Linked DNA regions of Mus musculus: all the other regions are linked to region 3. Evidence: chromatin loops called from intact Hi-C (ENCODE). Cell type or tissue: gastrocnemius. All regions are shown on one strand. Links, peaks and the distances in the headings refer to the core of each region. The heading gives the core; the rest is flanking DNA. Region 1 has its middle 18 kb from the start of 5930438M14Rik. Region 2 has its middle 6.1 kb from the start of Gm36427. Region 3 overlaps Pik3r1 (phosphoinositide-3-kinase regulatory subunit 1).

Region 1 (11,316 bases), core at 2,968-6,967, 480 kb before region 3:
CGTTGGGATATTGTATTAGTGCTGAGCTTTTGTAGCTGTACATTAGATATTGGCGAAATTAGAAGACACGCGCATTTGGCCGCAAAAGAACTGACCTCATAATCTCTGTATGAGTGGATATATGGTTTATTGCTGTGGCTGTCATTTCCGTATCTGCAGACCAAGGCTCTAGAATTAGCTCTCCCGGTCCCACCCCTCACCCAAGGAGAGCGTCTTCCTTTTCAGCAAATGTGTAAGGAAAGCAACAGAATCTTGTGGACTGCATTTGCATTGTGGATGCGGTGGGAATTTCAAAGTCGGCTGATTATATTTTTAGCTCATACTATGCGCTTGCTTCTTCCTCCTGTCTCTTTCCCTTATTCCATTCACTGCCTTAGAGTTAGTTATGCACATGGTGTTGTGAGCATCTCAGAGGAAGCAGGCGAGCTTTACTCACTCCATTGCCTCCCAGAGGCCCTGATACAAAGCAAGGGCTGCCGTTTCCATAACACGAATTACCAGTTAGAAGAGATGTAACCACTGATAATTCCCATGTTATGGACTCAAGGAGTAGAATGACGAATAAGGTAAGATGCCATGTGGGATGCCCCTTGGAAGCTTATTGAGGAAGCAGGCGTAAAGACTGACCTTAGCGACAGGGTCTGGGGGCCTCTTAGCAGGCACGAGCATCTAAGCACTGGGTCTTCCACCCTGCCACCATTCTGTGAGTGACCGTTGCCATCACAGAAACTAATGATCGTGGACCAATATGTATTTCCTTCAGGAGCTGCATTACTCGGTGTGATTTTTAGCATAAATTAAATGTTTTAGCATAAATCTAATGTTTTCATGCTTGGGATAAAGAAACGAAAAATTTCCTGGTGTTAACAAAGTGTGATTTAAGAAAAAACAAAAAAGGAAAGAAGTCTAGAAAGATTGTTTCCTTGGTCTCTCTGTGGGCTGGTCTGCTTAGAATGTCAAACCTAATTGTGATATAGCTAAATTGAATCTAAGACTTAAGATTATGAGAATTTTAGCAGGATGTGTGAAATTTTAGCCGGTTTGAATTTTTTGGAATTATTCATGTTACATCACACTCAGTGTTCTTGGACAGAGGGCAAAACCATCAAACAAGTGTGAAGTGGAAACTTAAGGGTACTTTGTAAAGTCAGTTGTGTTGGATGGTGTTTTTGCTGAGACAAACACATAAAGGAGTGTTTTCCTGAAGCAAACACAGGTGAAAGGATGTTCAAACAAGTACATGAAAGGACACCTTTGCTAACAACACACATGTATTGATTCACCTTACATGCATTTTGAGCTCCATTTGTTAGGACTTCATAGAAAGAGATGAGCAAAAAATACTTCTGATGGCAGGCTTCTTGCCGCTTTCCCAGGCTTGGTCTGATTTGCAGAGTGATGTCAGCTGATCCAGACTTACGTGGAATTTTGTAAAGACAGATTCACATGCTGACACAGGCAAGACACTTGGTAAGGCAAGACCCGTGGAGGACTTGTGATGTTTGGAGGGAGTATAAATAGAACTCAATGGTCAGTGGCAGAGGCTAGGCTTCCTTGCATAGCTAGCTTTGCAAAGAACTTCTCCTTGTATCCACAATGGTCCCGGTACCTCCTGCTGCCTTGTGCCGATTTGGCTGAGGCCTGTTCCCGCTTGGTCCGTGCCGATTTGGCTGAGGCCTGTTCCCGCTTGGTCCGTGCCGATTTGGCTGAGGCCCGTTCCCGCTTGGTCCGGCCACTGCTGCTGCTTTCCTGACTTTACTGAACTCAAGTATTTGCAAGTACATAGAGCTGCTGCTGCTGCTCCTGTGAACTGAACTGCTGATTTCCTGACAACACAGATGGGAATTCCTCCAAAGAACCATTTCTAAACAGGTCCACTTCCCCCGTATCTTAATAACCTTTTGTTTCCACTACCTCTGGTGGGTGATGGGCTAGAAGGGAGGTTAAAGCATTTAAGAACTCATATTAAAATAGGTCTTTGAAAAAAATTAAAGTTACACAAGTGCACACTGGAATTACTGCTACCTGCTAAAATCTGTAGGCAACATTATCGAGTGTGGGAAGCAGATTAGAGACATTAACACCAAAAAATGTGAGGTAAATAATGTCATCACCTCTATTGAACAGGCAGGTGACGATTCTGGGCTGTCATTAGCCAAGGCCAGAAGCCCTTCTGGTAGAGCTTGGGGAGCAGTGGCTTTTGTTCAAGAGATTGGCTATTCCGATGGCCACTTCGCAGTCCTTGCGAATGATGTCCACGGTGAACATGGAGTTTCCCAGGAAAGTAAAAAATGGTCCAGACCACACAATATGCTTGTCCTTATTTCCAGTGGAGTCAGAAAACTAAAGCCAGGGGACTTGGGCTGGAGGAAGTTAAACAGGATGAGAAAGGGGATGATGACTGTAATCCTGGGAACATGGACCTTTGAGCTAGGTGGTGTGTCAGATTGGATTTCTATAAATGTGCATAGTAGAGTTCACAGTACTTCTAAAAGAGTTTGATCATTACAGTCAATAGATAGAGTTTGATATTCTCTCTCTCTCTCTCTCTCTCTCTCTCTCTCTCTCTCTCTCTCTCTCTTTCTGTTTCTCTGTCTCTCTTTCTCTCCCCTTCTCTCTCAAGACAGAGTTTCTCTGTGTAGCCCTGGCTGTTCTATAACTTGCTCTGTAGACCAGACTGGCCCCAAACTAAGATATCCACCTGCCTCTGCCTCCTGAGTGCTGGGATCAAAGGCTTGTGTCACCATCACCTGGCCAGATTTTCATTCTTTCCCCACCCCCCATTAATGCATTTATTTATTTGCTTTATATCCCAATTGCAGCCTCTACCTTTCCTCCCAGGCCCCCTCACAGCCCCTCCCAAAGATGCTTCAATCTCACTCAAACAGAGAGATAAAATATTGACCAGAGGTGAATGAAGGGAGGGAACTGAGTTGAAGAAGGGATAGGGAGAAGAACGGGGTGGGGTGAGGGAGGTCAGGTGTAGGGAGGGCCAGTGAGAGAGGACAGGGAGAGTGAGCAGAATTTCATTCTTAAGAATGTCATAGCACAGTGATTCTTGACCTTCCTACACTGCAACCCTTTAGCAGGGTTCCTCATGTTGTAGTGACCCTCAACCATAAAATTATCTTCATTGCTATTTCATAAGTGTACTTTTGGTACTGTGGCGGGGGGGAGGGGTCCTGTTCTATAGTTAGCCTACATTGGGATAACTCACCAAGGAAAAGGAGCCAGTGAATCTTTTATTAGAGAATGCAGCCAACCAGATCTCAACAATACCTTTGAATTTTAGTTGATGTTGAGTTGTCCCTAAAAAAAAAAGACAGTGTTGAAATAATGGGGCCCAGGAACATAGAACAGTGCATGGGGCAGGTGAGCCCAAGGCTCAAATGATTTCTGGGATGCTTTCAGGAGCTAGTGGCCGCCAATTGACAGAAAAATAAAAACGCAGGCAGGGGAAAACAAAGGGGAGACCAGTATATCAGCTCTGCGCATCTGCTCAGCTTTCTGTACTTTGTTCATGAATTCCAAACGGTTCTTATGGTGGATTGGAGGAGCGTTCTCAGCCATTCATTTGTAATCCCTAGGTCTCCCTAGGCAAGCTGGCATCAGATAGCTACCTCCTGCATTTCTGTGTTTGTTTCCTGACCTGTTCTCACCCTAGGACTTCTGTGGTCAGTTATAATGCAGGATGTTGCAGCATAGTGCAATGTTCCCCAGGGGTAGCAGGAGGGCATCATGAAGTAGCCAGAGTGGCTGTCATAGAGCCCACTGGTATAACTTTGCTATTTGGCTAACATCCTACATGTTCACAGATGGACTCCAAATCTTCCGTGACTTTGATGAGTGATCCCCACCCCCCGCTCCCAGGCTTTTTATCTGCTCCCAAAAGTTCAAGGCTTAACTTTTCAGTTGGTAGCTTCTAGTAACTTGAGTGTTCTGGAGGAAACTGTTCTGGGAAAATTTTCCATGAATTCTTTCCATTTGCATAAATTAAAGAGGAGGAAAATGGAGCGTGAATGGAGAGTGTGTGGGAGCAGGTGAATTGTTATCAGGAGCTCAGGCAGCTGTGTACCCCAGTATACTGCTCAACGCCTTCTGTTGGAAGGGGACTAGCTATGGATTAGTGCCAAACAGGTTTTTCTGCCCGATCCAGACCTTCATCCTGTAGCTTCCATTCTGCTAAGGTATCTGCAACTTACTTCTTAACTCAGTGGCAGCCAAAGTTGAACTTGAGTTCTGTGTCTAAGTAGAAGCCAAAAGAATTTTTTCCTGGGCACATCAAATGCAGATCTCTGATGGTCAGGGGCTCAGACTCTCCTGAAGCCTCTACTTATAAAAGTGGGACAGAGTAAGTGCTGGACCTCTAGTGTGCTAAAACCCAGCTGCTTAGGCCAGGAGAGACCTTGCAAAACTAGGACAGACATGCGTTGAAACAGGGCCTTTTGCTGTAATGGGCTTGGACCGTTATAATCTTGGAGAGGAAGAAGCAACTCAGTTTATTTCTACTGCGAGATAATTCTCTTTGTAGCTGCATTCCTTTCTTGCTTGAGAAGACTCTGTCTTCCTGGCTGAGTAAAGGGGCAGCGTGCACATGCTCCTTTGTTCGGAAACAAAGCTCTCACACTGATGGGTGTTTTGATTGACTTCTGAGACCCTTTGGTAGTAGTGGATGCTGAACAAACCTCATTACTCTGAGACTTTTTTGGGTGTGAATCCTCTCAGAACCCTTGAATGAACTGTGCAAACATCTAAGGCTGGCTTCAGTTGCTTCTGCCTCAGTGGGGCTGACAGTGAGCTGTGGCGCTGATACGACATTTATATTCTCAACAGCATGTTAGGGCTGCTTTTACATTATTTATTTATTTAATTTTTTTTAATGTCAATTAAACCACTGTGCAGCCAGTCCAGGACGCTTCCCAGCAGAATACGGGTCTGAAAGAGAAGTGCATTCGCTGGTAAATGAAACCCCAATGGGGACAAAATTAACAGGAGGCCTGTTGTAAACTCAGGGGCCCTCCGCTTCTCTCTCCTGTCCTCAGTCTGTGTTTGCACGCGGAAGCTTTTTCTCTCACACAGAAGCTCAGTGAAGTAACTGTTCTCACTAGCTGGCAACGGGCCAGCTTGCTCAGAGGTGTGAAGAGAGATCTGGGAGTGGATAATTAAGTATCTAAGCAGTTGAAAATTTGAAATTGTCAGGAGAGAGGAGTTGTCATTAACTCACCAGGTCTAACTCTTAAACATATTTATTGAGTTTTTTTTTCTCTTTTGTCCCCGTTCTTGCCAGTGAGAAGAACAAACAAACAAACAAACAAACAAAAATTTGAAAGAAAATTCCTCTTCAGTCTAGAGCAGTGGTTCTCAGCCCTCCTAATGCTGTGACCCTTTAATACAGTTCCTTATATTGTGCTGACCCCCAGCCGTAAAATTATTTTTTTTGTTGCTATTTCAGAAGTATAATGTTGTTACTGTTACAAATCATAATGTAAATATCTGTGTTTTCTTACGGTCTTAGGCAGCCCCCAAGGGACTCGTGACCCACAGGTTGAGAACCAGTTTTCTAGATCTTCTTTGCCCTGGATTCAGCTCTTTAAGGAAGGGGTTGCACAGCAGTTCTGAGCAAGCCATTAGTAGCAAAGTCCTTGGACTCTTTCCAGCCTGCCTGTGGTCTCCTGCTGGGCCATCTCCCAGAGCTGGTCCTGTTTTGGGTGGGAAAGGATGGTGCCATCTTGAGGCTCTTCCTGTATGCTCTCTCCTTCTCCCAGGGGGAACTGGCATATGGTGCAGGGTTACTTCATTTAAGAATAAATGGGATATTGAGAATTTACATAAAATTACTTAGTGTGATGGCTATTCTTGTTTGTCAACTTGATATCCAGGATTAAGTAAAGCCCAACTGGCTATGTACACCTGTGGGGACTTTTTTTTTTTTTTTAATTAAATCATTTGGAGTGGGAAGACGACTTTAATTCAGATCTTTTGAAGTGTTGCCACCTTTAATCTGGGCCATACCTGGTGGCAACCCATACAAAGGACATGAAGATGGGCACTTGCTTTCTTTGCCTATTTGCCCTTACCTTGCTTAGCAAGTCCACTCTTTTGCTGTCATTAGAGCCTACTTCTTCAGGATTCCAGCGTCTCCTGAAGATCACCTAAGATGGAACAGTTACTGTATTCTTGGACTTTCTGTTGTTGGACAGCCATTGTTGGACAGCTGGACCACAGCCTGTAAACCACTCTAATAAAAATCTCTCTCTCTCTCTCTGTATCTCTATGTGTGTGTGTGTGTGTGTGTGTGTGTGTGTGTATATGAAGCTTCCAGACCAAATTCTTTCCAGGTTTAAACTCCAAGTAGTCTCTTAAATATCCTGGATTCTGAAATATATATATTTCATATGAATGAAATATAGGTATTTATTTCATATATATATATTTCATATATATAATTCTATCAGTTCTGTTTCTCTAGAGAACCCTGACTAATATACTTGGTGAGAAGTGGGTAGGGCTGAAGGCAGTTTAGATTAAAAGGGAATCCTTCTGTGATTTTTTTTTAAAAGTAAAATATTGAATCTTTTTTTGAAGCACATTATCACATCCCGATTTATCCCATTTAAATCTGGAATACCACATGGAGGCTTGACTTTATCTGGAGCACACATTCACAGAGCTAGTTCAAAGCCAGAATGTCCTCCCCACCCCCCATGCCCCACCCCCGGGGCTGAAGAGACACTCCTCTGAAACAGTGTACCTGCTGGTTTCTGGATGCTGACACTGGCATGCTCTGAGTGGGCACCCGCTGCATGCTTATTGAATCCATGGAAAGAAGGGTCAAATGAGACATTAACGTTTAAAATGTGACCAAAGGGACAAGATTTCAGGATTCGGGATTAAGATGGATATTTGAGAGGCTGCTTGGGGTTTAAATTTAGGAAGAATCTGGCCTGGGATTTTCATGTAAGAGCTGGGTCCTATTCTGCCTAATGGACTGTAACATAATCCTTTTCACTCTCAAGCAGCCCACAGCAGCATCTACACAGCATAGTCACCCGTGACAGCTTCCTAGTGAGGGTGGGTTCCGGTTGTATTCCTTTCTCCGTGTCAGGACATGGCTTCAAATTCAGGCACAGGTCAAGGGCTGCTGACAAAGCATCATCAACACCGTGTGCTGCATGCCATGGCCTCCTCTCGGGAAAGCCTCAGTGGGAGGCGGTCCAAACAGGGTCCTGCCTGGAGTATCCCTTACGGAGAAGCAAGGGCTCGGTTCTTAGAAACTGACTCTCCCGTTCAGGTTACACGTGGGGGGAAAACCAGGGTTGCCTGTTTGAATGGCACACTCTCTCAGTGCCTGTTTCCAAACTCCAGCTGAGCTGACATGTGGTGGACATGATTTCAACTCGGGAGCAGGTTTCATTTAATCCACAGGGCATCTGAGTTACACGGGAACCAAATGAGAAACAGACGTGACTACAGGTGCCTTTCGCCCTGCTCTTGGGCAATGAACTCAAAGGTGTCTTTGATTTCAGTAAGAAATTTGGCAGGGAGCTTGTTCATAAAGTGGTTTCATTGCAGTGGCTTTTGGTAAAAAGGCTTCTCTCTCCTTCCACTTGACTCGTACCACACACATTCAAATATACATAAAACTCCCATCAGGAAGAGTAGCAGCACTGTGCTAAAAATAAAACTTAAATTAAAAGCCCACTTCAGTAACCTGTAAGTTTCCCATTCTTCCTGCTAATGGTCATTGGTTTTTCTCACCTTGGATGGCCTGATTTCAAATAGGTAATTATTACCAACAAGTCCAGAATAGTGTCAGACCTATTGTGTAAATTATACGGCTTTTAAATATATTGATGAGTCAATATTTAACCAAGGCAGGTTAAGTCAGTCAACTCCAGCAGGGACAAACCACATTTGTTCTGTAAGCATGCAGCTGGAGAAGGGCCTGGGAGTGGGCCTGGCAAAATCTCGATTTCCTGGACCCAAAGTTCTTGTACGATGGGAGCAAGTTCTGTCCTCATATGGCTCAAAGGCCAGGCCCTTTGGAAAACTCTTTTGTATTCTCCAGCCATGCGTATGTTAAAGGCAAAGGAGACTCACTCTGAGATCCAGATAAGCTAAAGGCCTGGACAGAGAAGTGGCCCATTTGTCCACGTGTTGGAAGCAGGGAAAATGTGTGTCATTTCTACCCGCAGGCCTGTTGACTTTGGGCAAGACACATTACATTTCAGGCACTCAACTGCCTCATTTGCAAAACCGTAAAATAGAAGCCTGGACGTATTCAGGACATTGTTATCCTTTAGGGCTTGATTCTGTGAGAAGTTTGACTTTGATTGTGACTCCTGGGTGGAAAGCACTGTAGGTGGCTTTTCTCACTTAGAAACCCTAAACCGTATCTGTCCAAGTCTGGGTGCACAGGTTGTGTGCATGGTGCGATGCCAGCAAGAACAGCTCACGCAGACTGCGAACTGGATGGTAACCTCCACACCTCAAGTTGTGCAATGGTGCCACCCTGCCTTGAAAATGCAGTCTATCTTCTTTCCTCCTAACGAATAGACTGAGGTTGTAAGATTTTTTTTTTTCTTTTAAATTCCTGTGTTTGCTGGAATTCTGCCAACTTCTTCCCTCAGCCTCCTTTCTGAGGAGACTTTTTTTCATCATCCAAAGCCCTGATTAGAATAAAACTAACAGCTCGTTTAAAGGGTAATCATTCCCACTCCAATGGCTTCTGCTCTGACAATGAGAAGAAGAGAGTCAGAATGGGAGTCCTGCCTGATGCAGGCTGTTTTCAGTCTTCTCCAATTTATAGACCTAGGTTTAACCTAATTCTCATGATGAAAGATTCAGAGGCTGGGCGCTGGGGGATGATTGGGGGATGAGTGTGGGGCTGTAATAAATGGGATTCGCCTACTTACCAAAGAGATCCCACCCTTTTTCTTACCTCTTTCACCATGTTAGGACAGACAGAGAAGATTGGCATCTGAACGGGCCCTCAGTAGGGTTTGAGCATCCCAAGTTCCATAATTGTAAGGACTAAAGCTCTGTTGTTATAAACTCCCTCCTCAGAGTCTCCGGTATTGTGTTATAGTACCTTTACTAAGATACACACCAAGCTATGTTGCTACCCTTCTCTGACATAGAACATGGCGGACAGGGTGGTCTCAGATGACGTCTTTTTGGTGTATTGGAGATGAGTATTCTTTGTATTTTTGATACATACGGATATAGATAGAAAACCTTTATCTGTTGTACAGGTCCATCAGAAACTTGGTAGCTAGTGAAATGGCGGAGTGGGCCTGGTTTGATTCCCAGAATCCACATAATGTAAAGAGAGGTCTAACTCTTACAAATTTTCTTGTGTGCCACACACACACACACACACACACACACACACACACACACACACACACAAAGTTTAAAAATGTAAAGTAAAATGAAAACAAAACCTTAATAGGTGCCATCTGCAACAGAGAGCTGGATTCATGCTTGTATGCAGATATTTTTAATCTTTAACTGGGGCTGATCTTATCTCAGCCTCAAGCTGCCTGGGAAATATAGGTTCCTGTGCAACAATCGGTGACTGACTCTGTCCCCACTTGTGGATACGAGGGTCCCTGGGGTTCTTCAAGCTCTCCTGTCCCTTGTAGGGAGCAGAACTGGATTAAAAATATTGCTGCCTAAAAATAACAAGTGGGTACTGACGAGCTTTTTTTTTTTTTTTTTTGTTACCATTGGGTATGGATTAACTCTTCTTTTTCAGAAACCAGATTAATGTCTAAAGTCTTGGGGGCGGGGTTCCCTCAGTTGGAAAGGTGTTTTTGTCACCCCCACGCCCCTCCTGCTCGGAGGCAAGCTACCCTTTGCCAAGTCCTCCCTTTGTCAATTCTTGCAGCTGCAGGCATTTAGCTTCAGGGTGTGTCCTAGGGACAGGCAGGCTTACTCTCCCATGCCTATCAGGCTGTTTGCCCTCTAATGATGAGATAATCTGACTTTGCATGTCAGACCTGTCTCATCACTGAGTCCTGCTCAGTCCCTCTTCCTGAGTATGTGTGTGCTTTTTTTAAATTTAATTTTATTTTATTTTTTTAGCGTGAGTGTTGGTTTTGAAGGCTTTTTCATTTCACGATCCCCTCAGGTTCTTGCTTCCAAACCTTGCAGGTTTTGCAATATGAATTTGAATCCTGACTTGGCAATTTCTGGTTATATGACCTTTGGAAAGGTGTTCTATTCTTTGGTAGGAAGCTTCCTCCTCTATACAAAATGCATACACAATTGTGCCTATCCTAATAGCTTTCTGAACCACTCAAGGCAATGCTGCAATACCCCAGTCTGCTGCTCAACACACAGAAAAGCCAGGGTGGAGGGCTGGTATGGCTCAGGATTGAGTCTTATGAAGTGGATGCCACACTCCCGTTCCTTCAAGCCAGTGTCTCTCCCAGCGATATCAGTTTTCCTAAGCACTGCTCATGTGCACAGTTGGTACTTTGATGGGCCTCTGGCTTCTATGTCTAATTTCATCCTGTTACAATCTATCCCATACCTTTCTCAAAAATTAATTGAAAGCACATCAATTTTTGCATATGAAACCTTTAAGTGATACCAAACTTCCCGTTGGTACAAGCAACTATCACATAGCAAAATTCCAGCTGAAATATCCAAATGTGTTTCTTTCCATGACCTAAATGTACCAACACTCCCTTAAAGTTTACCCTAGACGTGTGAGCGTGTCTGCTCTGCCAACTCTCTTTTACACAGGAGCAGCTGCATGTACAGAAACAGATGGTTCTGTGAGTTGGGCTGTTGACCCAATGGCTGCTATTTTGTGACCAAAAATGTATGACCACGCTTTAAATGGTGAACTAGTTCAATTAGATTTTCTCTTGGGACTATCAACTACAGTCCCGGAAAGAATTTTCTCACTAATATAATTGAGGCAAAAAAAAAAAAAAAATCCACGAAAATAGTTGATGGAGACCTGAAAGACCAAAGCTACAGGCGAGAGGAGCTGAAGGAGAAACAGGAATTAGAACCAGGCAGAACAAGTATGCTGTAGCATATGCTAGCTTCTGATAAATATTCACTGAAGAGTGGCCAGATGCTGTTGGAACAGAATCGAAAGAAACAGTCACATAGAGTGCAGACTAATGGGGTAGGCCATGAAGAGCATCTCTTTGAAAGAGCTCTATAGGTCTGGTTTCAGCCCAATGCTTAGTTTCTGTTATTGAATTTCAGAGACATTATGTCGTGTCACTTCATATGCACACAGATGCACACACATGCACACACACACACATATGCAAGCATACATTCTTACAC
Region 2 (11,316 bases), core at 4,071-8,070, 380 kb before region 3:
CTCAGCAGGCCACCTGCTGGATGGGTGGTGAGAAAGGGGACTGGACGCTGCAGGGAAGCCATCACAATCATCAGAAGAAACTGTTAATAGTTTTGGAGTGTCTGGTTAGTTCTTCTCACACTTAAGCCATTTTGTTTTTGTTCCTAAGTTCTATGTAAGGTTGTGTTGCTTGCCGCAAGGTGGTCTGGGTGGAAGATTGGAAAAGAAACAAACAATCCTATGTACAAGGACGATTGTTTTTAGAGAACAAATAATGTGGACACTTGGTGATGAGTCTGGTTGTTATCCCCAAGGCCACACATCAATGTACTTGGCCAGTCTCATTCTCTACATCAGTAGTTCTCAGTGCTGGTAAACTGTTAATACTGTTAAAAGGGCTACCTCATGTTGTGGTGACACCCCCCCCCAACCATAACATTATTTTTATTGCCACTTTCTCACTGTAATTTTGCTACTATTACAAATCATTATGTAAACTTCTGTGTTTTCTGGTGGTCTTAGATAACCCCTAAAGGGGTTTTGGTACACAGGTTGAGAACTGCTGCTTTACCTGAAGTCTTTGGGGGTTTGTTCTATGCATTCTTCTCTCAGACCTGGAGGTAGGGAGTGTGTGCATGACTGAGTACAAGCAGAGCAATGGGAAATGTGGTAGGACAGAGAGGTTATTGGTGTGGCTGCATTGATCCCAGAAAACTGCAGAGAATGGCCTTATCCTGTCATCTCCAGATCGCCTGTAATCTTGTGGAAAGGAAGAGAGGAATGCTAGGCCCATTCATCCTTTGCCAGAGACTCCAAGTGCTAGAGATGTACACACAGCAATATCGCTTTGGGCTACTGAGTATTCCAAGCACTGAGTACTTCATATCCTGGCTTCTATCTGATAATACTAGGTCCTCCTCAGCACCAGGCCACAACCCCGGAAAAACATCTCTCAACTTATTTTAAAGCTGACTCATATTGTGAGTGCACCCTCTGTACTCCTACCTCTTTTTCCATGTACTATTTCTCTCCATGACTGCAGGTAAAACCATTTTACGTGGGGATTCCCTTGAGGTGTGCCAACCTTCTATGGAAAACACATGACCTTGGAAGGCGGCACGTGAAGCCCGTATGGGTTGTGACTGGGGATCTTATGCATGTGACAGCTGAACTGGGTCTCAAACGAGCAAAGAGAAGAGTAACCAGGAGACCAGGGAAGGATGGAGTCCATAAAGCCCATATGTACATGCAGGAAAGACATAGGATTTGAAGGGAGACTTAAGTCCATCTCAACTTAATTCTGACTAGGAGTCAGGCACTGTACTCAGCCTCCATACCACGCGTGCCAGTCAATCATTGAGCAAACATGTTGGGCTGTGTGACAACTGTATCTCTTTGTTGAGCCCGTGGATTGGGGAGGTTAAATGCCTTTTTAAAAATCACCTGGTTGATGGGAAGAGGTAGGAGTCAACCTGGTTACTCCAACAAGTGACTTCTTTTTAAAAAAATTTTTTTATTAGATATTTTCTTTATTTACATTTCAAATGCTATCCCGAAAGTTCTCTATACCCTCCTCCCGACCTGCTCTCCTACCCACCCACTCCCACTTCTTGGCCTTGGTGTTCCCCTGTACTGGGGCATATAAAGTTTGCAAGACCAAGGGGCCTCTTTTCCCAGTGATGGCCGACTAGGCCATCTTCTGCTACATATGCAGCTAGAGACAAGAGCTCTAGGGGTACTGGTTAGTTCATATTGTTGTTCCACCTATAGGGTTGCAGACCCCTTCAGCTCCTTGAGTACTTTCTCTAGCTCCTCCATTGGGGGCCCTTTGTTCTATCCTATAGATGACTGTGAGCATCCACTTCTGTATTTGCCAGGCACTGGCATAGCCTCACACGAGACAGCTATATCAGGGTCCTTTCAGCAAAATCTTGGTGGAGTATACAATAGTGTCTGGGTGGGGTAGTCTCCGGATGGTCCACCCTTTCATCTTATCTTAGCTCCAAACTTTGTCTCTGCAACTCCTTCCATGGGTGTTTTGTTCCCTATTCTAAGGAGGAATGAAGTATCCACACTTTGGTCTTCCTTCTTCTTGATTTTCTTGTGTTTTGCAATTGTATCTCGGGTAGTCTAAGTTTCTGGGCTAATATCCACTTATCAGTGAGTGCATATCAAGTGACTTCTTTTGTTATTGGGTTACCTCACTCAGGATGATATTCTCCAGATATATCCATTTACCCAAGAATTTCATAAATTCATTGTTTTTAATAGCTGAGTAGTACTCCATTGTGTAAATGTACCACATTTTCTGTATCTATTCCTCTGTTGAGGGACATCTGGGTTCTTTCCAGCTTCTGGCTACTATAAATAAGGCTGCTATGAACATAGTGGAGCATGTGTCCTTATTACCAGTTGGAGCATCATCTGGGTATATGCCCAGGAGAGGTACTGTCAGATCTTCAGATAGTACTATGTCCATTTTTCTGAGGAACTGCCAGACTGATTTCCAGAGTGGTTGTACAAGCTTAACAAGTGATTTCTAACACGTGTGCTTCATCATGCTCCTCCAGAGAAGAGGAGCGCTGCGGAAGGAAGTCTGTCAAGGAGGTTCCTGTTGTGGTCTCCTCAGCACTACCTCAAGCTCAAGGTACTGTAGTTGTATTTAGTTCCCTAAAGCACTAGAGAAAGCCATAGTAGTGGCAGGAGCCCACGGGCCATCTAGAGACCCATCAGTTCTCCTACAGACACTCCCTTTTGATGGATTTGCTCTAGAGCAGTCCAGGGATCTGATCCTTGGCATCAACTGAGTACTCCGTAGGTCACCTTCAGACTTACAGTGCCAGCGGCTTTCTAGTCCAACCAACTAAACATTTTAAACACTGCTGGCAAATGCTGGCCTGATTGATTCAGAGAGGTTAATGGGATTGTATCTTAGGATCTACAAAAGTCATTGGTCACACTCCTGTTACCCTCAAGTGTAGTCCAGTGGCTGATTCCAGAAAGCTCTATATATTCACTCTGCTCAGTGATTATGCTGTGCTGATAGGGGCTCAGTTTTCCTTAAAGGGCACATGCTATCTTGTCTGGGGCTGAACGTGAAGACAAACATTTTGGAACATGTCCTCAAATGCAGAGTCTCTCCTGTTCCTCCAAGTAGTTGGTACCTTAGCAAGTTGCTGTATGTGTGCTGTCAAGTTAAGGAGCTGGGCTTTCTGGGAAGCTTTGTCCAGTGACTGTGACTCATTCTGAATGTCCCCGTCCAGCTTCAGGTCTAGGGAAGGGCAATGAGGTTTATTTTGAAATGAGGTTCAGAACTATGTTTACTTCATGCCTTCTTTGATGAGTGATCTATATCTGATTACCAGGAGTCATTGATCATCCTTCTTCACTTTCTAGTTGGAAGGAGGAGTGAAATCAACATCACTGGCTCTGTTTTTCCTATATTCATGGGCATTGCTCAGAACTTTCACACTAAGCAAGAAGAGGGACATCGGGGTCCTCCTAAAATAGGGACAAAAATAATTCATAATGGATGGGAGTGTAGAGTTTGGGAAAAGAACCAATCTGCCTTCAGTGGTAAAATCTCCATTGTTTTATACCTTTTGAGACTATCTCATTTTGTGTGTGAGGTTTAGGGGACATATTCCTAATGCTACTGTGGTCTCGATACTCAAGAGATCATGTGGAAATTTGCCTTTTGTGCCAAGAATGTTTCCAAAAGCTGGAAGAGTGAAAATCTCCCTGAAGTTCTTGAACTTACTTTCTTTCCTGTGGGTTTTCTTGTGGAGGGTATGCAGTCATAACTAGATTTTAAAACTACACATGTCTCAAGTCTCACTTAACTCTTCAGACCCATGAACTGGATGTGTTTCTAACAAGAGACACACCGGGTGGGTGTGTGCTGGGTAGTAAGGGTTGAGGGTTTAATTGCTAACTGGTGGAGAAAGGTGAACAGTATATAACAACCATGGGGGTAGGAGGCATGAGACCCAGAGATAAGATTTATTTTAAAACCTCCTGAGCCTTGGCTATTTGTCTGTACAACAGAGATCACAATACTGACTTTCAGAGGTCTGGAGAAGGCTTGAGTAATATAGTGTGTGTGGATGAAGTGCCCTGGGAACTGCAAACCATTTTACACATGTAAATTGTGGTTCCTGGACTCACATTGGATCGAATAGTTCTTGAAAACAAAGCAGTCTAAGTCTGGTGCTTTGTGAAACAGATATTCCTCATTGATTTTTTTCCTAATGGGATTTAATTTGTACACTGTTGTGTCTATGTGTTCAAGATATGAGTTGGGTGGAAAAGACCGAAACTCAGAAGTTGAGCAGCATCCCCACCTTGAAATGTAGAAACTGCTCAAAAGCCTGAGCTTTCATCATGGTAACCTGGGAAACAGCTGTGTGTAAGGTGCTCTCACCTGATGGGCTAGTGGGTTCCACATCTGCCCTCCAATTATTTGTCACCTCTCCCAGTGCATTTGAGCCACCTTTACTTGTATACAAGGTTTGCAGAGGACCATGGTCGTGACTGTTCTGAGTTTTCAAGCCTTCCAGAAAGAGAAGTGGTTTGGCATCTAGGGAATTATTTTTTTTTATAATTTCTACCACTTAATGTTCTCTCTCTCTCTCCCTCCCTCTCTCTCTCTCTGTGTGTGTGTTATGAGGGGGTTGATTTAAGCACTGGATTGTGTAACTGCCTTAATTAAGCAGTATTTTCAGGTAGGAACTGTTAATACCCCTTGTTTGTAGATAAGGGGAATGAACATGGGTAGCTTTAGATCAATTGTTCTGAGTCAGGAAATCCGACAGTGCAAGTTAGGAATATGTGTGGGCATGACTGGCTCTAACGGCTTCTCTTAGATCAGAATACTGCTCTATGTCTGGCTGGGCTAGGGATTTCAAGAAGCCAAAGGTATTGAGTGAGGTGAAACTTGACCTTGGAGGTATCTCCCTCTTGCCGGAGATAAGAGAGGCACAGAACATGTAGCATCCACCCCGAGGTGCTGATAGATTGGACCCACCTTCAGCCCCCAAAGGAAAATGTCACATGATGAATCAGCAGGGCCTAGATTGTCTATACATAGCACATGAGTGCTGGTCCCTCTGCTCCACACTGCTTTTCAGGTGCAATTAATCATTTCAGCCATTTGCTCTAAAGAGAAATGCCCAGATTTTAATGTCTGTGGCTTAGTGCAGGGCTTGGAACTTCTCCTTGGGTTCTCTTGAGTCTTACTTCCTACTGAGCATTCAGAACTTATAGGCATTGTTTTCAGAATGAAAAGAGGGAGCGAAGGAAGGGAGAGAGGGAAAATAAGGAGGGAAAGAAAGGAAGGAAGAAAAGAAAAGAAAGAAAAGAAAAGAAAAGAGAAAAGAGAAGAGAAGAGAAGAGAAAAAAGAAAAGAAAAGAAAAGAAAAGAAAAGAAAAGAAAAGGAGTTAGCTTAAGCAAGCAGAGGAGAAGGAAAGGGACAGGAACCTGGGATTCAGGGTGGAGTCAAGGAGAATGAAATGGAGGCTTTGGACACCTCCTTACCCACCCTATGCCATCTCATAAATCTTTATATTTCATTTCACTAAATGTGGCAGAAATACAACTGCGCTTGCACATAATTGCTGCCATTGAAGGAATCCACCCTGGCATACCCATTTGAGTTAAAAAAAAAAATAACCCATGTAACCTAAGAGCAAATCAGAGGCTGGACTCTCCGTGCCAAGCATAATCTCAAGCAACATTTAACTAGGTTCAATATTTATTTCCCTGCCTTGCCTCACTTTGAAATGATCTGGACTCAGTTCAGAGAGGACCAGCCCTGATTTTATGGTGCTCTTGGATAGCTTCCAGCAGCATGAGGGCTCAGATGTCAGGGAGTTCCAGAAAAGTGAGATCCTTGTAGATTTCACAATGTAAGACACCCTCTCCTGCTCACATTTTGCAACACGAAGGCCTTTTCCTTGATGTTATGACTTTTTGAGAGTTGTCTGAGCACCCTTAAATAATATCTCTCCTGCATGTTCCAACTTCTATCTTATCTCTAGGGGTGGAGTAGATAAAATTAACTTTGTTAACAGTGTGCATAAGTAAAAAAAAAAAAAATCTCAAAAAAATCTTCAAAGACCATTGACCAGTGTTCAAATAGACGACATGCTGCCAGCCATTGTGGAAGTCAGACTTAGAAGTTTCAACCTACATTAAGTAGCAGGTAACACTCAAGCAAGTTTGATGGATACAAGGGACACATCAAATAAAAAGCGGCCAGTTCTCAAGCTTTTGTACCTCAAATAATCAATAGAAAAGCCGGGCAATTTTAGTGTAAACCGGAGCTGTATCTTAGGATGGCAGGACTAACTTCTAGCTCCCTGTTAAAGGAGGGACTAGGCTGACACCGAATGAACTCACACTCACCCGTGACATTTATTATAGCGGCATGACTTGGTTAAGTGAAGTGATTGATACCCTCCCTTAAAAATGAAGCCTTTCATATATTTTTAGTTTGGAAAAAGACTCCAGGACCTTACTCTATAAAATAACATATTTTCATTTTCTTTATTTTACTGTCATCTGTACAAAGTGAGTTTTCATCTGGCTTAACCGCAGGAACTCAGGAGACTGTGAGGCCTATACTCATATCCTAAGAGCATCTTTTATTGACCATCAAGAAATCTGTGGGCTTCTCTAGGTGTGGAATTGGGAGAGTTGAGGGAGATAATGCATTTAAAGCAGCTAGTAAGATATGCAGGCATATAGTCAAGAAATGCTGGGCATACTGTTATTAAAATAATAATTGTTAAAGTTATCTTGATTCTTGATGTCATAATTCCATAAACCATTAGGCTATTAACAGATGTAAAAACAATCACACCTATTGTAGATGTTTATGTTCCAGGCAGGCAACATGGCTAATACTTTCTTTCTCTTTGGATTCTCATCACCATCCCCAAAGTGTATGAGCTTTAGAAAGGAGGAAACTGAGGAAATGGAAGGAAACTGTCAGGGTCTGGCTGGCCTCCCTGTGCCGTGTCACGCAGATGGTTGGGTTTTGGCCCGTTCTATCTTTGGATGACAAGCAAACACTGACACACTTGGAGGGGGTTACCGTATCTCTTTGGACCTTGGGCTTTTCATCTGTCAGGTGAGAAGGTAGAGTAGGGTACAGGAGATATTTTCGGGCTCCAGGACTCTAACAGAGTCAGTTGTTGAGAGATACAAGCTTGGAAAATGTATAAACAGGGTTTTATGTGCTTGGCATGGAGCTTGTGTGCGCGGATAGCTTGCTCTGCTCTGTCACTTCTTCCACTCAGGCTGAAGGGGGGAGTGGTGCTGCATTTCCCATGATCCTTAGCGTTCTCTCTCTCTCTCTCTCTCTCTCTCTCTCTCTCTCTCTCTCTCTCTCTCTCTCTCTGTAGGCTCTTCCACAGAAGAAGCTGTCTGCTTCCTCAGACACATCTGCAGTCTACATGGTTGGTTTCACAGAAGTAGTGAAATCTTGAGTTCTGGTAAATCTTCATGTCCTGCTTCCAAATTTGGATCTACAGAGACACTTAACAATAGCTCCTTCTTTTTAAATCCTAAAATAATTTTCCCTTCCATTCTGGTAATAATAGGATTAAAAGAACATTTGATTATGATTAAAAGAATATATTTATATTTGGTCCTCACACTTCAGGGGGAACAAGAAAAAAAGATTGGATACTTTTGTTGTAGGATATATATATATATATAGTTGTTGTAGGGTTAGTATATATATGAAATACTATATACATATATGTGTGTGTGTATACACACACACACACACACACATTTCAATTCTGGCCATATATTAAGCAGTTTACAGATATAGTATATTTGCAGTGGTGGACAAGGCTAAGGTCCAGTGTCTGGAAAATGGTAGGGTCTAGAGGTGATAGTAGGGACTTTGAACTTTAGAGTTTTTGTGGCACCAAGCCCAGGGACTTTTCTGATGACCAGTTGTTATGTCCTGGTGCCACAATAGACTCTTGGCCTGAGCTTGTGCTCATTCCTACTCTTGAATCTATCCTCTGCTAGGCCTGGCTCCATCCTGTCCCTCTATCTCAGGAGTGTGAGGGGCATGTAGAAATGCCCATGCTAGTTCAACTTTTTAGAAGCAGTTGGGACATTGGCACATTTTGGGCCTTCCACTTTTTGGGAGGAGAGAGAATGGTGGAATTCAGGCTGCAGAAAGACATGAAAGGAAAAGAAAAAAAAAAAAACATCTGCCTTTAACCTGTAGGGTTAGCTCCCTTATGCTGTCAGTTGGTAGACATTCCTTGTCAGGAGAGACACCTGCTCCATCCTGGTAACTTTAGTACCCTATAGATATTTGGAGGAAAGACTAGAATTAGTTAAACCATGATTTCACTTTTAGGTATGTGCATTAATTGTATGGCAGAGGGTTTTTTTGTTTGTTTGTTTGTTTGTTTGTTTCTTAAATTTGATTAATTTACATGTAAACACAGATCAAGTCAGAGCCTATCAGGTTCATGAAGGTTGCCACACATACCTAGACCAACTGAAGGAATAGTAACAGAAACTCACAGATGGACCAGACCTTTCAGGACAGAGAGGATGCAACTAGAAGCTGGAGGTGTGTTTTATAATGTGTTTCAATGGTACTTACCCAACCTGAGAAAACTCTTAAACAGAGATCTGTTAGCCTTGCCTTTGATGGTTTGTAGCTAACATTAAAGTCAGGGGACGGCCCTGTACTACTGGCTTTTTCCAAGTGAGGATCACTAAGCAAGAGTTGCTGCCCTTTAAATATTATTTACCCAAATATGACCTGGCTTTTCAGGGAAAATGCACAAAGGGAAATAAAAATGTCTATTTTCTTAAGAGCCCCTTAAAGCTTGCTGATGAAGCTCTGTCAGGGATTTTTAGCAAAGCTCTTTTGCAGGAGTTTAAAATATGCTCATAAAAATTAACTGCAGGCTTCTTATGCAAGTTAAAAACAGAATTTGTGTGGTTCTTTTAAAATCGTCTAGGTCTTTAAAGGAGGCATAATGAAGACACAGCCTCGTCAACGCTTTCCCTGTGGCTGCACAGCCTGTTTGTTTAAGGACCCATTAAGGCTTTGCAGCTCATCTTACCCTTCCCCTAGTCCCAGAAGCACAAAGTATTTCCGGTTTTGTTCAGAGTGATCAAGGAAAATGCCAGCTGTTCCTTTTTTATTTTGCCTTACCCCCGTTGAAACGGAATTAAAGTTCAGGAAAGGTATAAGATAGCTTCATGATGCAGAGCCTAAAATTCCTGCTCAGATCTCTACGAAATTGATGCTTCAATAATATGTACATAGGAACAACTCCCATGGTCCTCTGGGGCCATGGTATGGAGTACCAGCTGATTCTGTTAGGCTTTGGAAGCTAGACCTGCGAGCTTCTTCTTTATTTCTTTTGGTTCTAATCACAGTAAAAGGTGGATTTCTAAAGTCATTGTGATCTGTGTGGGCACTGTCTTCTCCACTGGAAGCTAAGACTATACCTACATGGCCCTGGCTGCTTTACTTATCCCTAAGAAAAGGAAAAGCCACTGTTGGTCCCTGCCGAGGGTGCCTTCTATCAGTTCTTTTAGGGACCTCTTCTTGGGCCTTTGTATTTGCATGGAGTATGGTTGCAGTGCTCTGTTTGGAAGGAGGAGAGAATATAGCACAGATGACACAAAGACCTGCATTTACTCATTTATTCAAACATAAAACGAACATGTGCACCCGACGAATCACTAGGGCACCAATGATGAGCCAACATTACAAGCTCCACCCTCACAGATGAGAAGCTTGCAGGCACAGGAGAGCTCACCTTTAGTGCATATGTGAGATCCAGTCCTCTGAGGGCACTGTGAGGCAGAAGCGAGCCATCTATCCCAGAGTCGAGAGCAGTTCATGAAGAGTTGCCTGAAAGGAGACTCGTGGGTGTAGGTGGGGAACAAATACTCATGAGGGCCCTGGAATAATAGTGACAATGAATAATTTATTTGTAAGACAAATGTCCTGGTGATTATAATTTAGTGGCAGAGGATGTAGAGGACATAGCCTTTCAGGACCCAGGTAGCCCAAGCTCCTTCCTTTCTTGTTGTTTCTGTGAGAACAGTGCCATTTTGTTCCCTGACATTTGGTGTACTCTCTTCCAGGTTTTGTCTCACTTGTGATCAAAGTCTAAAAGATCAAATTCCAGCTCTGTAAGCTCAGATCCTCAGCCCACCCCTTGTTATTTCTATATATAGCAATGACCCGGCCACCACTACTTGGCTGGGTCACAGATGTCTAACGCTATGAAGGTTCTCATCAGAGATGCCGCTCAGGAGAGTGACCTCCTTTTGACCTGTTCCTGGCACATTGGTTTCACTATGTCACCATTATAGCCTCTGTGGACTAAGAATTAGCCAATGTCTGGTAGCAGAGAGGCCTTCCGCAAAGTCAGAACAGAAACTCAAGCAATGTTGCCTTTGAAGCCAAGCATGGGTTCTATAGTCAGAGAGAATGACAGTCTCCTCCTTTGATTCCACTGGCAACAGGGCTGCTGGCAGGTAGCACAAGCTTGTCATTTCCCTCAGTGGGAATCTTGGATTACTTCTTGTCCCAGTACATTATTTCTGATTTCAACATGTGTGGGCATCTTGTTTCCTGGCTCTCAGAATGCTAGTAAAAACGTAAAAAGAAGGGGGAAGGAAGGCAGTTAGATGTGTTAGAGGTGGCCAGAAGAAACAGTAGATGGAGTAGCAATAAGGAAAGAAGCAGAGAATTGACAAGAGGGACAGGAAGAGGGATGGAAGATCTGAAGAAATAGAAGGTCTGAGGCCGGGTGGGCCAGAGTGAAGAGTCCGGGATATTCTGGGCTGCCTTCTCTGTCATCAGTCATTCATTCCACTCCCTATCCCTAGCATTCTGTCCAATTAAATGTGTTAAAATGTTTCCTAATTTTGAACTGACATGAAAATTATGGTAATTTGTGATAACAAGTTTCTTAAGTCACTTGATAAGCTATTATAAAAAGTGTGGCTAAAGAGAAAACCTGCAGGTTCCCTCTCATATGTGAGTCATAGGCTGTAATGCATACATGTGTATATGTAAACGGGTTAAGGGTGAGTAAAGTCTAAAAACCCAGAAAGGAGACTTGAGCGAGGGGGATATTGAGTGATGAAAAAGGATGGGGGAGGGGTAGGTAGAAAGAAGACAGAGGGGGTCAGGGATAGCAGAGACCTGGGGAGACAGGGGGAAGGGAACCAAAAACCATGCTGTTCAGAAAGGTCAAAGTGGTATCTAACATATTCTATGCTGTTTAAAAAAATAACATATAAATAATAATAAAGAACGTGGCTGTAAC
Region 3 (4,000 bases), core at 1-4,000:
CTCAACCTGTCCCCTTCCACCTCATACTTCTCTATTTGCCGGTAGATTAGAAACCCAAAGTTTAAATAAGTCTAAACTCAACGTCAAATAAAAATGGTAGAGAAGTGTGTCCTTAGATAAGATAAATTTTTAAAAAAGTAGTTTAATTTAAAACGTTGAGTCTTCTCCCAAAAGTAAAGAGACAGGTTGTCTGGGCAGTAAGGCCCAAGGGTTAGCCCACAGGGGACTTATGTACGGCACTCAGTAAAATCAGCCTAGCTGTAGACTGCTGCTGCCCATGTGGCAAGGGAACCCAAAGAGCAGGTCTGGGAGACAGGTGATTTTCCACGGTCCCTGCAAGCCCTGGCTTGGCCCCAACTTCCTGCCCAGTACTTTCTAAACTCCAAACTAAACCCCATCTCTTCTCCGCAGTGTCCCCCCCTGGAGGACAGAAGGGAGTGTCTCCCTAATCGCCCATCTGCTCTCCCCAGGCAGCACTCACCCAGGCGCACACACTTCCAGCGCTCACACACACACACACACACACACACCCCCGCCCGCCCAGCCAAACTAGAGAGGACGCCTTGCAGATAAAGAGCCCGGTGCAGAGAAGTGCATAAATGAAAGAAAAAAAAAAAAGACTTACTTTGCAGGTTATGCATTTCAACGGTTTCGCTTTGAACTGCCAGTATCCCACAGAGAAAAAAAAAAAAAAAAATTCAAAGAAGCTGTTCTTCTACCAAGTGGTCCCAGCCCCTGAGGTTCTCCCGCCCGCCCGGTACCGGCAGTAAAGAACCTAGCTGGAGGAGAGCGCGCAAGGCGGGGGCGCGCGACTCTCAGCCCGGCTGCCGGCTCCCCGGGGCTAGGCTGCAGCGGGTCCCTCCGCCCCACGCCCCGCCCCGGCAGCAAGTCCCCGGCTCCGCGAGAAGAGCCCCCTGGGTCGAGCTACTGCACCGGGGAAGAAAGGAGCCCCGGCGGGCGCTCGCACGTCTCGCTCAGATAAAGATCGAGGCTTCATGATTAACTCGGGCAGGTTCAAATATTTGCTGAGCTAGGGATTTTGGGAGGGGGAGGGGCACCCAAGTCAAAGTCAAAGTTGTCATCAGGCTGACAAGTGGCCGAGGCAAGACTAACTTGCTCATTTTCGTCCGGGAAATGAGAAGGGCATTGTAAGGGGGTGCTGAAAATAGTCCTCCCTGGTGGCCATGGTGCCTGTAACGCGCTGGCAGCCCCCGCTCCGGGGACTCAAGTGGGCCGCAGTGAAGCAGCACAGGAAGTAATCCACCTAGTTCATCAAAAAATAGAATCAAAGCCGCGTTTGTGAAGGCCTGAACCTCTCGGAACAGCTCAGGACAGGGTGCCTCTCTCTCGTGTCCTCCTCCTCCCACGCACTGGCACAGTCAGCCCCGCAGGTGTTAACAGGAAAGCCCTTCACATAGCGCATCACACGCAGGCTAGCAGCCCCGGGAGGGCATCCTTCAAGCAAGCCCAGATCTTTAAGGAGTCAACTTCAGCTCACCTTCAAATAGCCCTAGGACTTTCTAATCTGGAGTATCTAAGAGGTGTGTCTGCACTGGGTTAACTGGTGTGTCTGCACTGGGTTAAGTGCTGGCTGGGTGTGACAAAGGGACAGAGAAGGACGCGCTTTCCCTTCTCTGGGATTCTAGTCTGTAATTTGAGAAAGTTGCAGCTAACTGGGTTTAGGGTTGCTGGGTGGACAGAAATCAAGTCTTTTCCTAGGAAACGTCCCCATGGCATCTGCCCAGAAGCCCCCACTTCTTTTGAACCATTAACGGAAAAAAAATCACAAAGCCCCCAAAAACTTTTGGTCCTAAATTCCATTCTCAGCCCACTGCCCCTAGTCTTGGCTTTCCTTGGTCATGGAAAGTCGAAACTAACAAGCTGAATTTACTTTCTTTTAGGCCACTCTGAAGAAAAACTAAAAACCAAAAAGCAAAAACAAACCCTCACACCTATAACAAAACTCTGGCTTTCTTGTTTTCTTCTTTTAGCTTAAGAAAAACAAAGGTCCTTCTTATTTTCATGCATTGCCCTGATCTCAAAAGAGTTTCTCTGGAAGAAACATCAGACATTGGCTTCTTACAAATACCTGTCTGTGCGACGATTAAACTGTAAATCTGACAGTCTATTTTGTCTCAGAACAAAAGTATCTACCGTTAAACAGTATATACCAGAAAAGGTCCCGAATAGCCATGGACAGGTTGTTTCAAACAAACTCCTCACTATATGTACAATCCCCTACCACGGAGGCTCTATTAAGGACATTAACTCCAAGTGTGAGCAGAAGCTTTCTGCTCTTTATTAGTTTAAGGAGGGCGCCCTCTGCTGGCAGAACGGAGTAAATCATGCCTGCTTAAGAGACAACCATCAACTTCCAGTTTCACCTCCTCCGTATCCAAATAGCCCCACAAATTAATAACACATAATTATAAATAGCTTATAAATATACGTAATTCACTACTAAACCAAAGTCACAGGTGTCACAATTACCTAGGAATTTATTTCCACTTGGCTAATAAGCCCCTTTAAAAAGAAACTTGTGCTTTCTTGGCATCCTATCTATTTGGGGCTGCTAAGACCCATTGCACATGCATAACGGAAGGCTCACTTCACCTTCTGGATGCTTCAGGCCAGTGAGAACCCCTTTTCTCAGGGTTTTGTACAACTCACTTCAGAGGCAAAGGCAGGCCAGGGTTCGACTTGCCAGTAGATTTCAGCTAGCCAAGAAACTCTCATGATTATTAACATGTGTTTCCAAGTTCTGTGACATGCTTTCTGCTCTGAACAAGACCTCTTGGGGCATCACCCGAGACCTGGAAAGCTTGCTTCTCAGAGACTCATGTGCACCACTGTCAATGAACAAAAGCCAGGGAAAACAGGCAGCAGGAGGGAAAAATGAATTATCCAAAGTTACCCAGGGTAAAAAGAATATGTTTCTTCACAATTCCAATGTAAGACATCTTAGAAAGTAGGGCCCTCCAGCACGGGGCTAATTCATGACTCCATATCCATGCGAGCTCAATGAACCCACATTAAGAAAAAACACCCTTTCCCTTTCCAGTTAATAAACAAACCCAGGTTTACATACCAAAAATATATAATAATAATAATCCAGACACAGGCTACAGGCTTTCTGCAAAGGCACACCCACGCCCACTGTCTAGCAGACAGAGGAACTCCCCCTCCCACCCCACCCCCCATCCTGTGATGTCTGTCCCTTCAGAGTCAGAGAAAGCTGTACCCTGAAAACAAAAGTAAAAACATGGCCTAGCACGTGCCCAGGGCAGCGATCACGTGGCACTCGGGGAACTCGAGTAAAACTTTTCTAGTTTTCATGAGATGGAATCAGCTCTCCCCTGTTCCTCTACCCCTCTTGGGGCCTGCATCTTTTTCAACGTCTCAGATCTTACCTTAGAGACAACTCTCTCATGTCAGGCCATATTTTAAACCCAATGGGAGGAAAAACAAATGAGAGAAAAGTGAAACTCTGAAAGTTATTTCCCTCGTCTTCGTGTTTGCTTACATCTACAGCTGAGAATGCAGCCCGGGGTGTTTCAAGCAAGATGCATGGATTCTGCGATGTTTTGCAAAGCACCAACAGTTAAAAATCAACCTTGACATGTGTAGGAGGGCAGCGGGGGTGGGAAGGTGGGGGGTGGGGGGGTCACTTCTTTCCTCCGCCTGGCTTGCGGGTGCAATATTAGCCTCCAATTATGCTACATTAATATTTCTGAATATATCCATGAAATCCGAAACACGGGTAGTATTCAGAGGTACCCTGTGTTCACAGTGATCTCTACTGTGGTTGCCCTGTGGGATCAGCTTAGCTCCCCCCTCCCCGTGCCCCTCCCTGCCCCCGCCCCGTCTGAGGAGCCTAAGGAATTCCAGAAAACCTGCTGTTCAGCTTCAGATATAATGAAGACTTCTCAACCAGAGGGGATGGAGGGCAAGCTGACAATAGAGCTCTGAAAGCATACTGTCCCCATCACCTGTCCCCATC

What was found. Hi-C counts contacts between places; a loop is a spot of excess contacts. Peaks named below come from ENCODE experiments on the same cell type or tissue, not always from the same donor. Only the 100,000 strongest peaks of a DNase experiment are listed, where the experiment ranks them.
Region 1: it touches region 3 in a loop (2.3-fold over the local background); 2 of 42 quality-filtered maps call a loop at or near these places.
Region 2: it touches region 3 in a loop (2.4-fold over the local background); 3 of 42 quality-filtered maps call a loop at or near these places.

Annotation. Positions count from the first base shown.
Region 1 is chr13:101,208,668-101,219,983 of GRCm38, forward strand. No RefSeq gene overlaps it. Among named protein-coding and RNA genes, the nearest start is that of 5930438M14Rik, 18 kb to the right of the region's middle. In gastrocnemius, for the core only: no CTCF peak of the experiment used is centred there; DNase peaks (open chromatin) are centred at 5,106, 5,651 and 6,765; H3K4me3 peaks cover 7 bases; H3K27ac peaks cover 168 bases.
Region 2 is chr13:101,306,326-101,317,641 of GRCm38, forward strand. No RefSeq gene overlaps it. Among named protein-coding and RNA genes, the nearest start is that of Gm36427, 6.1 kb to the left of the region's middle. In gastrocnemius, for the core only: no CTCF peak of the experiment used is centred there; a DNase peak (open chromatin) is centred at 5,808; H3K27ac peaks cover 485 bases.
Region 3 is chr13:101,693,751-101,697,750 of GRCm38, forward strand. The region is part of intron 7 of Pik3r1 (phosphoinositide-3-kinase regulatory subunit 1); the gene reads right to left. Among named protein-coding and RNA genes, the nearest start is that of Pik3r1, 72 kb to the right of the region's middle. In gastrocnemius, for the core only: CTCF peaks have their summits at 397 and 2,337 (motif pointing left); DNase peaks (open chromatin) are centred at 430, 893, 1,324, 1,700 and 1 more place; H3K4me3 peaks cover 2,300 bases; H3K27ac peaks cover 4,000 bases.